Linked DNA regions of Homo sapiens: all the other regions are linked to region 3. Evidence: chromatin contacts called from ENCODE Hi-C or POLR2A ChIA-PET data. All regions are on one chromosome and are shown on one strand. Each heading gives the region's core, a stretch centred on a gene start or an enhancer-like site at or near the end of the contact. The rest is flanking DNA. Distances are from core to core; before and after follow the strand shown. Region 1 has its middle 36 kb from the start of LINC02836. Region 2 has its middle 14 kb from the start of LINC02836. Region 3 holds the start of ATG5 (autophagy related 5).

Region 1 (2,700 bases), core at 32-2,531, 730 kb before region 3:
GCACCTAACCCAGTCTTAAGATGGAGAAGAACCAGGAAGGAATTCATGACTCACATCTCCTATTAGATCTGTGTCTTTTGGACAATAGCTTTGCCTGCCTATTGTATACTTACCAATGTATTAATATTTGCAGAACAAAATTTTATGTAAGATAGGGTACGATGATTCCATGTTGTATATCACACCACAGAAATTCAACCACCTTGGGTGGTGATGTGTGTGGTGAGGTGACAGCTGGGGAATATTAAGTGTGTCTTAGGAAAGATCGACTTTCTTTCCAGGGCCCACAAAAGGTGTATTTTGAAGACTTGATATGAAATATCAAGTGTGGGGATTTGCATACAATTATGGAACACAGGAAAACAGAACTTGCTCCTTGTTTTATTTCCTATGCTGTGTAGCATCTATTAAGGCAAAGCCCTAATTTCCACATTACTTAGTTTTGCAGGAACCAGAATTGCTAGTGTCATATGAGACAGTGTTAATGATGTGAGGTACAAATACTCTTGGAAATGTCTCCAAAGTTAGCCATTTTCTATAGATAGATAGATTCCTAATCCTGACAGTTATGTGTTACTTCAATACCGCAAAAAGCATGCTTTTCTTTTCTATGAATTTTTAAATGATACATTTTTATATTAAAATAAAGACTTTTCTCCTAAATGAAAGTGCCAAAAATGCTAGAACTGACTCCACAAATATTTCACCCCCAACATAAAATATTTTGATTTAATAATATAGTATCACTTTCTACTGGTAAACATTTTCTTCCTAAAGATAGAGAAAGGCCCTGTGTTGTAGATCAGTACTGTTCCTCTATTTCACAGATGGGAACATTGAGGTATGGGTGTAGCATATCATTTGCCTCAACTTTCACAGCATCTCAGGGGAAGACAGGAAATCTGGTCCACAATGCCTGTATATTTAAGTCTGCTGCTTAGTCATGAGACATAAAGCATCTCAAAAACTACCAATATCATTAAAAATGTCAGTGGAGATCAGTGGTTCCATTCTCAGGATGTGAAATGTGATAAACTGCAGGGAGGAAGATAGATCAACTCAGAACAAAAAAACTACATTTGAAAGCAGCGGAATCTCAACCTCAACTTTGAATATTGTTATTCAAGAACTGGAAATTGATATGAGATTACTGCACTACATTTGGCCACCTTTCAGTAATGCCTATGCTATTCAAATATACTTGTGCAAACTCAGTTTCCAAAAGTTATGAGGGGACTTTTTGTTTAGCAAATTGTTCTTGTAAAACTTGTCTGCTGTTAAACTGTAGACACAGCTCCAAGGAATCTCTTACTAGAAAGCACTGCATTATTCCAACATGAATCACAGATGAAATTGACTATTTTCCCAGGATGTTATAACTGACTGTGGTTCTCAGCTGAGAACTAGGATACTTTACTATGTCTGTGATTGAAATGCCCATTGAATAACAGTTTAACAAAGCTGGATTTAGTATGAGTTTGTTGTATGTGACGGGTACTCAGTGGAATGTGGTTAGGGCAACTTCCAATTCAACAGACTATGAATTAGAATGTGCGTAGGGGACATTGAATACCACACACTTAAAATCACATTTAAAGTAAATCTATCAAACACTTCTAGGACATTCTGCCTTTTGCCATCTGGATGGCACGTGCAATTAAAATTCCAACGTGGAAACAGGAAGTCCCTCTAGGATAAAGACTTATGAGAATGAATTTTTTGTGTGTAGGAAAGTGGATTATGAGCATCATATAAGACTCATTAAGTTCCCAGGTGGCCATTGCACTATAATTGGCAGTGTGTAGATCAGGAATACACTTGAAAAATATTATTGTGTATATTTAAGATATACAACCTGTATATACATACATATATATATATATATATATATATATATATATATATATATATATATTTTTTTTTTTTTTTTTTGAGATGGAGTTTCGCTCTTTTTGCCCAGGCTGGAGTGCAATGGTGCCATCTCGGCTCACTGCAACCTCCGCCTCCCAGGTTCAAGCGATTCTCCTGCCTCAGCCTCCCAAGTAGCTGGAATTACAGGGATGCGCCACCACCCTGGCTAATTTTGTATTTTTAGTAGAGACAGGGTTTCTCCATGTTGGTCAGGCTGGTGTTGAACTCCTGACCTCAAGTGATCCACCCTTCTCCGCCTCCCAAAGTGCTGGGATTACAGATGTGAGCCACCGTGCCCGGCCTCTATATATTTTGATATACATATAAACTGGAATGATAACTACAAGTCGAGCCAATTAACATGTCTATCACCTCACATATTACTTGTGTATGTGTGTGTGTGGTAAAAGCACCTAAAATCTACTCTTTTAGCAAATTTTCAGTATACAATGCAATATTATTAGCTATAGTCCTCATGCTGTACATTTGATCTCTAGACTTCCTCATGTAACTGCAACTTCATACCCTCTGACCAACATCTCCCCATTCCACCCCCTTTCCCACAACCCTTGCCACCTCTAGTAATCACTGTTCTATTCTGTCTTCTATGTATTTGACTTTTTTTATTTTTTAAGATTCTACATGTAAGAAAGATTATGCCATATTTTTCTATGTCTGGTTTCTTTCACTTAGTATAATGTCTTCCAGTTTCACACATGTTGCAAATGGCAGGATCTCCTTTTTAAAGGAATTCCTTTCAAAAATAATATTCTATTACATCTATATATC
Region 2 (2,700 bases), core at 31-2,530, 680 kb before region 3:
TTTTGCTGTGGACATGGACTTTGGTTGCTGAAACAAGTATCTGTTTTATGTAAAGAATGTTCCATCAGCAGCCACTTTTTTTAAAAAGAGCACTTGGCAAATCTCTGGAAGCCGGCTTATGTAACTAACTGCCTCTTATGGTAGTATGTGAAGGCAGCACAGAACATATTGTTTCCCACTGTTTCTCTTTGAGAAATTAGTTTGGTGCCTGGCAAGAGGAGAGATGTGCAAGGGCAATATTCCTAGAAATAACTACCTGTGTACTTGCTGGAATTCCACACTGGATGGAGGCTCCTTTGTGAAAGGCAGGTGTTGATTTCTAGGCTGAGAGAGTACTAGCAGGGAGCTCCTCAAAGGAACTTGGAAAGAATTACTTAGGTCTCATTTCACACCCTGCATCTGATTTTTTAACTAAGTCCCTAAGAGAAAAGTGGCTACAGGTGTTGTAAACGACCCTTCCTTCAGTAAACTGATTGAAACTGAACACTGATCACAATTTCTTTGCATGAGAAAGATAACTGGGCATGGAAAATTTTGATCTGAGAATATCTGAAAATTACATAAATAACATTAACAAGTGTTAGAGTGACAGAAACAATGAGGCCAGATTTGTTCTAACTTGAAAATGTAAGGGCTATTTAATGTATTTTAGGATGGAGGGAGTGCTAAGGATCGTTTATTTTTAGCTCCCATAAAAACTCAATTTCCTTCATAGTGGAATCAGTCCAAATTGAAGATTTGCTCTTGCACAGACACTGGACTCTCCCCAAAATTTTCAGATTAGCAGTCATACCCCAAAGAATAAACCTGGGCTAAAGCTGCAGGTTCTAGCACTGAGACAGAGATCATCTGCATTCCTGTTACCTAGTCAAGTGTCCTGGATAAATCACAAAAACATCGAAGTCTTAGGTCACGTCACCAAGTCTCACGTTCCAAGAACTGTCAAGAGATTGCTTATGTAGCCACAGGCCAGACAGACAGGGGCTTTGTGAGACTATCCCTCAGGGGTGCTGGGGGTGTTTGCATTGTTAGCCTGGAAAAAGCTAGCCAGACCAACATAGTCACAGCAATTGAAAATCCTGAAGGCCCATCTATGACCAAATGTATTAATAAATAAAAAGACCTATAAGAAACCTTCCCACCAGCATTAACCACACCAAAAGCAAGTCAAACCCAGGCTTCTCATAACTGGTTCTTGTTCCAACACAAGAGTGAGAAGAGCATCTTGCTGCGGCCAACGGTTACTATAGCTCTCCTTTTGTAGAAAGCCACCGTCTTCGAAGAGCTTACTAGGTGTCTCCACTAAAGAACAAAAAACATGGGTAAGACTGGTTTCCTCTCAAGTTATGACTCAGCTTTGATCACCACACTTCCACTTGAGCCTATTAACGTTCAGTGGACAGAATGTCACTCTTTTTCAATCAGCTGCTACAGCAAACAATAGCCTTGCTGCATTTCAGTCATATAGAAAGCCACAGAATATTTCCTTTTGACTCTCTTCTCTCCACATCAGACCCACAGTCAGGCTCATGCTGAGGTCTATCTTCTCACAATCTACTAGAAAGTGGCCTGCCTCTACATGCTTACCCTGCTAAAATGAGAAGCAAGAAATAAACAACTTCATGTTAATTATAAATAGGAGGCACTGGATATTAAACCTGCCCATAGAATAATGGAGAAGGAAAGCATTGCGCTCCCTTTCTCCTTGAGTCGGGAGCCATATCCCTTGCCAGAACAGTGAACTCTCACTGGGTAGCAGGAGAGGCCACTATGATAAGGACCCAAGCAGAAGCCTGGGGGTGGGGTTCTCACGACCACTCACAGACCCCTGAACCTGGGGGGAGTAGCAGAGAACAGCCAAGAGCGACATGGACTGTCTTGCATTTTCCTCATCTCTTTATTCTAGAAAAAAAAAGAGGAAGGAAGAAAAAATGAAAGAAAAATGCTATAATTTTCTTTTCTCCATCTTTCTTGGAGATCAGAAAACAGTAGGTTCTGAAGATCTCCTCTGTGCTCATGGGCACGTGAAAAATTTCATGATGCTTACTTGGCTTTGAGATTTTATTACCATTATTATTGTTATTTTATATTAATATAAAAATAATAAAGATGTATTGAGCTCCTTCTATGTGCCCAACACTATAAGCATAATAAATACTTTATCTCTTAATCCCCACAGCTCCCTATGAATTAGATACTATTGATACTAATATTATCCCAAATTAAAAATTAGGAGCCTGAGGCATGAAAACGTGAACTCATTGGAGATCACACCACTCACAAATGGCAGAGCCAGGGTGCAGCCCTAGGTCCAGTGTCCCCAGAGCCCATTCTGCCATTCACTTCAGGTCATTCTCTTCCCATTTAGAACACTGAACTTTTTATATCCTCAACAGACATAAATGCTCAGCTTCAAGAGCCAAACAAAAATAATTGTTACAAATTCCACTGTTTGTTTTCCCAGGGGGTGCATCTTAGAGTTATTAAATGTAATCCTCTGTTCCCCTTACTCCAGTAGTTTCTTTACCCCTTTGGGAGTGTCCTACCATTCTTCCCCATTTCTTCACATTCCCTCCTCCCCCCACCCTTACCCAGGCTGTCTGAATTCTATTCCGCCTTAAAGATGTAACTCAACTTCCACCTCTCCCAAAAAGGGCTTCTTCAACTCCTGTCACCTCCATCTCTGAATTTTTATAGCAT
Region 3 (2,700 bases), core at 162-2,661:
TCTGCAAACACTACACCATTTTATATCAGGGACTTGAGCATTTGAGGACTTTGGTATCCAAGGGAGGTCCTGGAACCAATCTCCCACAGATGCCGAGGGACAGGAAAGACTGTACCTTAATTTTTGTATCAATGTCTTCTCACCCCATCCCCAAAGTGGAACTTCATGATGGCAGGGATTTTTATTCTTTTGTTTACTATTTTGTTTACTGTTTTGTCCAGTGCCTAACACATAGGAGGTACTCAGTTTGGGGGAAATTAATGAAATAAATACACACTTGAGGTGTGTGCACTATTCTAAAAATCCATATCCATACAGTTCCATTCTGTACACTTTCCCCCAATTTTAAGTAGCATATCTTTGAAGATAAAAGCACAGGCTTAAATCTGGTGTAAAATACCTCTCAATTACTACCCTGAGCACAACATCGTTATTTTCAAATTCAAAATTCAACCAGAAACTCCCTCTATGGAAATCACAAATAGTTCAGTTCAGAGCCAAGTATCCAGTTTCAAGGTCTCAGAAATTTAACAAGCCAATTCTGGAAGGCTTTGGAAGTTCAGCTACTGTCTGGTAAGTCTCCGGGTTCTGATTGCTCAAGACAGGCTGTACCTCCTCACCCCTCAGAAAAATCTAGAACCAATAGTTTCCTAGGTTCCTCAAGTTCAGGATAATTTTAAAATAATCCAAAGTACAAATGAAGTATGTAAAAGTGTCTTGCCAACAGAAAATGTCTTTGGTAGCACTAAATATTGTTATTGAGACAGGGAATATCGTAAATAGATAAATTGCTTGGAGGACATACCCACCGAGTTTGGACAGACTCACACTGCACTGTGCAATAAAGGTTTAAATAACTGTGTTCCACAAACAATTCAGGTCCTGAACTGAACTCTAGAGCCTGCGACTAGACTCTCGCTTTCCTACCTTAGTAAGCAACAGACATGTACCCCAAGAGGGACCCCGCAGGCCACACCCGCCAACCGGCCCCAGGGCTCCGGGCCGGCGTCTCGCCAACTCCACCTTGCCCGGAGGAACCACCTTCACCCGCCATCGCGGCCGGGCGGGCGCTCCTCCAGGCAACTACTCACCCCTCCTTCCTACCACACCTACCTGGCCCCTCCCCAGCCCTCCTCCTCTAGGAATTTCCTCACACAAGGTGGACACACACACGTACCCTACTCCAAGCTATGGCTCCTCCTTCCGGCTCCCCGCACTGGTGGGGACGCCCAGATTCCGCGCTCCGGTGGGGCGGCGGGGCAAGCTGCCCGCCTGACACACTGTCCTGCGGGGACGCGGTAGCAGGACTCCAGGAAGCCCGCGCAGCCGCAAAAAGCACCGGCGCGGAGGTCGGAGCTGAACCCTGCTGCACTTCCGCCCTCTGGTATCCAGCGAATACAACCGGCAACGCTGCGGAGCCCTGGCAGCGCACCACAAGTCCAGTCACCCTCGGCGCCCGGAGATGACGTCACGAGACCCCACGTGGTCCGAACTCCGCCCTCCGTGTTCTGCCTAACCCAGCAAGGAGGCCCGAGTCGCTCTTGAGCATGCGCCAACGGGGCAGTACGCTTGAACTCGCGACCAAACCTCTCCAAGTTCATAGCTTCTACCCTCTTCTGAGAATCTTGCGTCAAAGCGTAGTTATTGGGGCTTGGGGAGGTTAACTTAACAGTTCCACAAAAACAGTTTTTAAAATACTGAAACACTGCCTCCCTAGAGCTTGATCGCAACATCCCTTTCTTCCTGGCATCACACAACAGTATTAATAAAACATTAGTTTTCAAAGTACTTTCCCATCCATTTTCTTATTTGATCTTCTTCTCTACTTTGTTGGAACCACCGCAGGCATTAATAACCTAATTTAACAGAAGACTATATGAGCACTGAACCCTCCCACCCATCCAAGAGTACATATCTTTATCTTACTCTTTGTAAAAATAATTGGGGCCGGGCGCGGTGGCTCACGCCTGTAATCCCAGCACCTTGGGAGGCCGAGGCGGGCGGATCACGAGGTCAGGAGATCGAGACCATCATGGCTAACACGGTGAAACCCCGTCTCTACTAAAAATACAAAAAAAATTAGCCGGGCGCGGTGGCGGGCTTCTGTAGTCCCAGCTACTGGAGAGTCTGAGGCAGGAGAATGGCGTGAACCCGGGAGGTGGAGCTTGCAGTGAGCCAAGATAGGGCCACCGCAGTCCCGCCTGGGCGAAAGAGCGAGACTCCGTCTCAAAAAAAAAATAGTAATAATTGGTAAACTTACTAATAAAGAATCTTTGAATTGGCTCTATCCAGAAGTCTTAGCAGGCATTTAAGGTTTTTCTCTTAATTACACGTGCCTTAACGCCATGCATGTTAAGTAAGTACTGTGCTGAGACTCAAAACAGGTTCTTGATAATTGGGAACATAAGGAAAATTCTAGTAGTAGCCACAGGATTCTTTTAAAAAGAAAAATCTTCTTGGAGTTGGACTAAGTACAATGATTTTCAAATGGTAAATTACAGTACATTAGTGGGTATCTAAATCAAGTTAGGGAAGCATGCCCAGCATCTTTTTAAATGAAATAAAATAGAAAATATCAGCATGCTTCACACATGTAAAGGGTAAATATTGTGTCCCAAAATTTTTACTTCAGTATGTATGTGGTGTACACTGGATAGGAATGTGAAATACATTTCTTAGTAAGGGTAGCAGTCAGAAAAG

What was found. Hi-C counts contacts between places; a loop is a spot of excess contacts on that map. ChIA-PET counts read pairs that join two places held with the same protein, here RNA polymerase II (POLR2A). Pooled maps may share reads with other maps.
Region 1: a map of ascending aorta shows a loop between it and region 3 (3-fold over the local background). The contact joins the enhancer-like site here to the promoter of ATG5 in region 3. A Hi-C loop is called at or near these places in 4 of 168 maps with a recorded cell type or tissue (PC-9, ascending aorta, chondrocyte and 1 more) and 9 of 50 pooled maps. POLR2A ChIA-PET finds 5 or more read pairs at or near these places in 2 of 52 experiments (MCF 10A and Panc1).
Region 2: a loop to region 3 is called in a map of naive thymus-derived CD4-positive, alpha-beta T cell, with 11 times the contacts of the local background. The contact joins the enhancer-like site here to the promoter of ATG5 in region 3. A Hi-C loop is called at or near these places in 1 of 168 maps with a recorded cell type or tissue (naive thymus-derived CD4-positive, alpha-beta T cell), 3 of 37 single-sample maps with no recorded cell type and 7 of 50 pooled maps. POLR2A ChIA-PET finds 5 or more read pairs at or near these places in 1 of 52 experiments (activated T-cell).

Annotation. Positions count from the first base shown.
Region 1 is chr6:105,595,055-105,597,754 of GRCh38, forward strand. No RefSeq gene overlaps it. Among named protein-coding and RNA genes, the nearest start is that of LINC02836, 36 kb to the right of the region's middle. Within about 2 kb of position 1,282, at least 6 of the 41 ENCODE cell types and tissues checked have a DNase peak (open chromatin) inside an H3K27ac peak, as active enhancers do; they include PC-9 and Panc1, where a contact is called at or near this core.
Region 2 is chr6:105,645,216-105,647,915 of GRCh38, forward strand. No RefSeq gene overlaps it. Among named protein-coding and RNA genes, the nearest start is that of LINC02836, 14 kb to the left of the region's middle. RefSeq lists an enhancer at 1,596-1,785. Within about 2 kb of position 1,281, at least 4 of the 41 ENCODE cell types and tissues checked have a DNase peak (open chromatin) inside an H3K27ac peak, as active enhancers do.
Region 3 is chr6:106,324,349-106,327,048 of GRCh38, forward strand. It overlaps ATG5 (autophagy related 5), which reads right to left and starts at 1,412. Exons shown (of 8, transcript NM_004849.4): 1 at 1,178-1,412. RefSeq lists enhancers at 1,222-1,271, 1,292-1,611.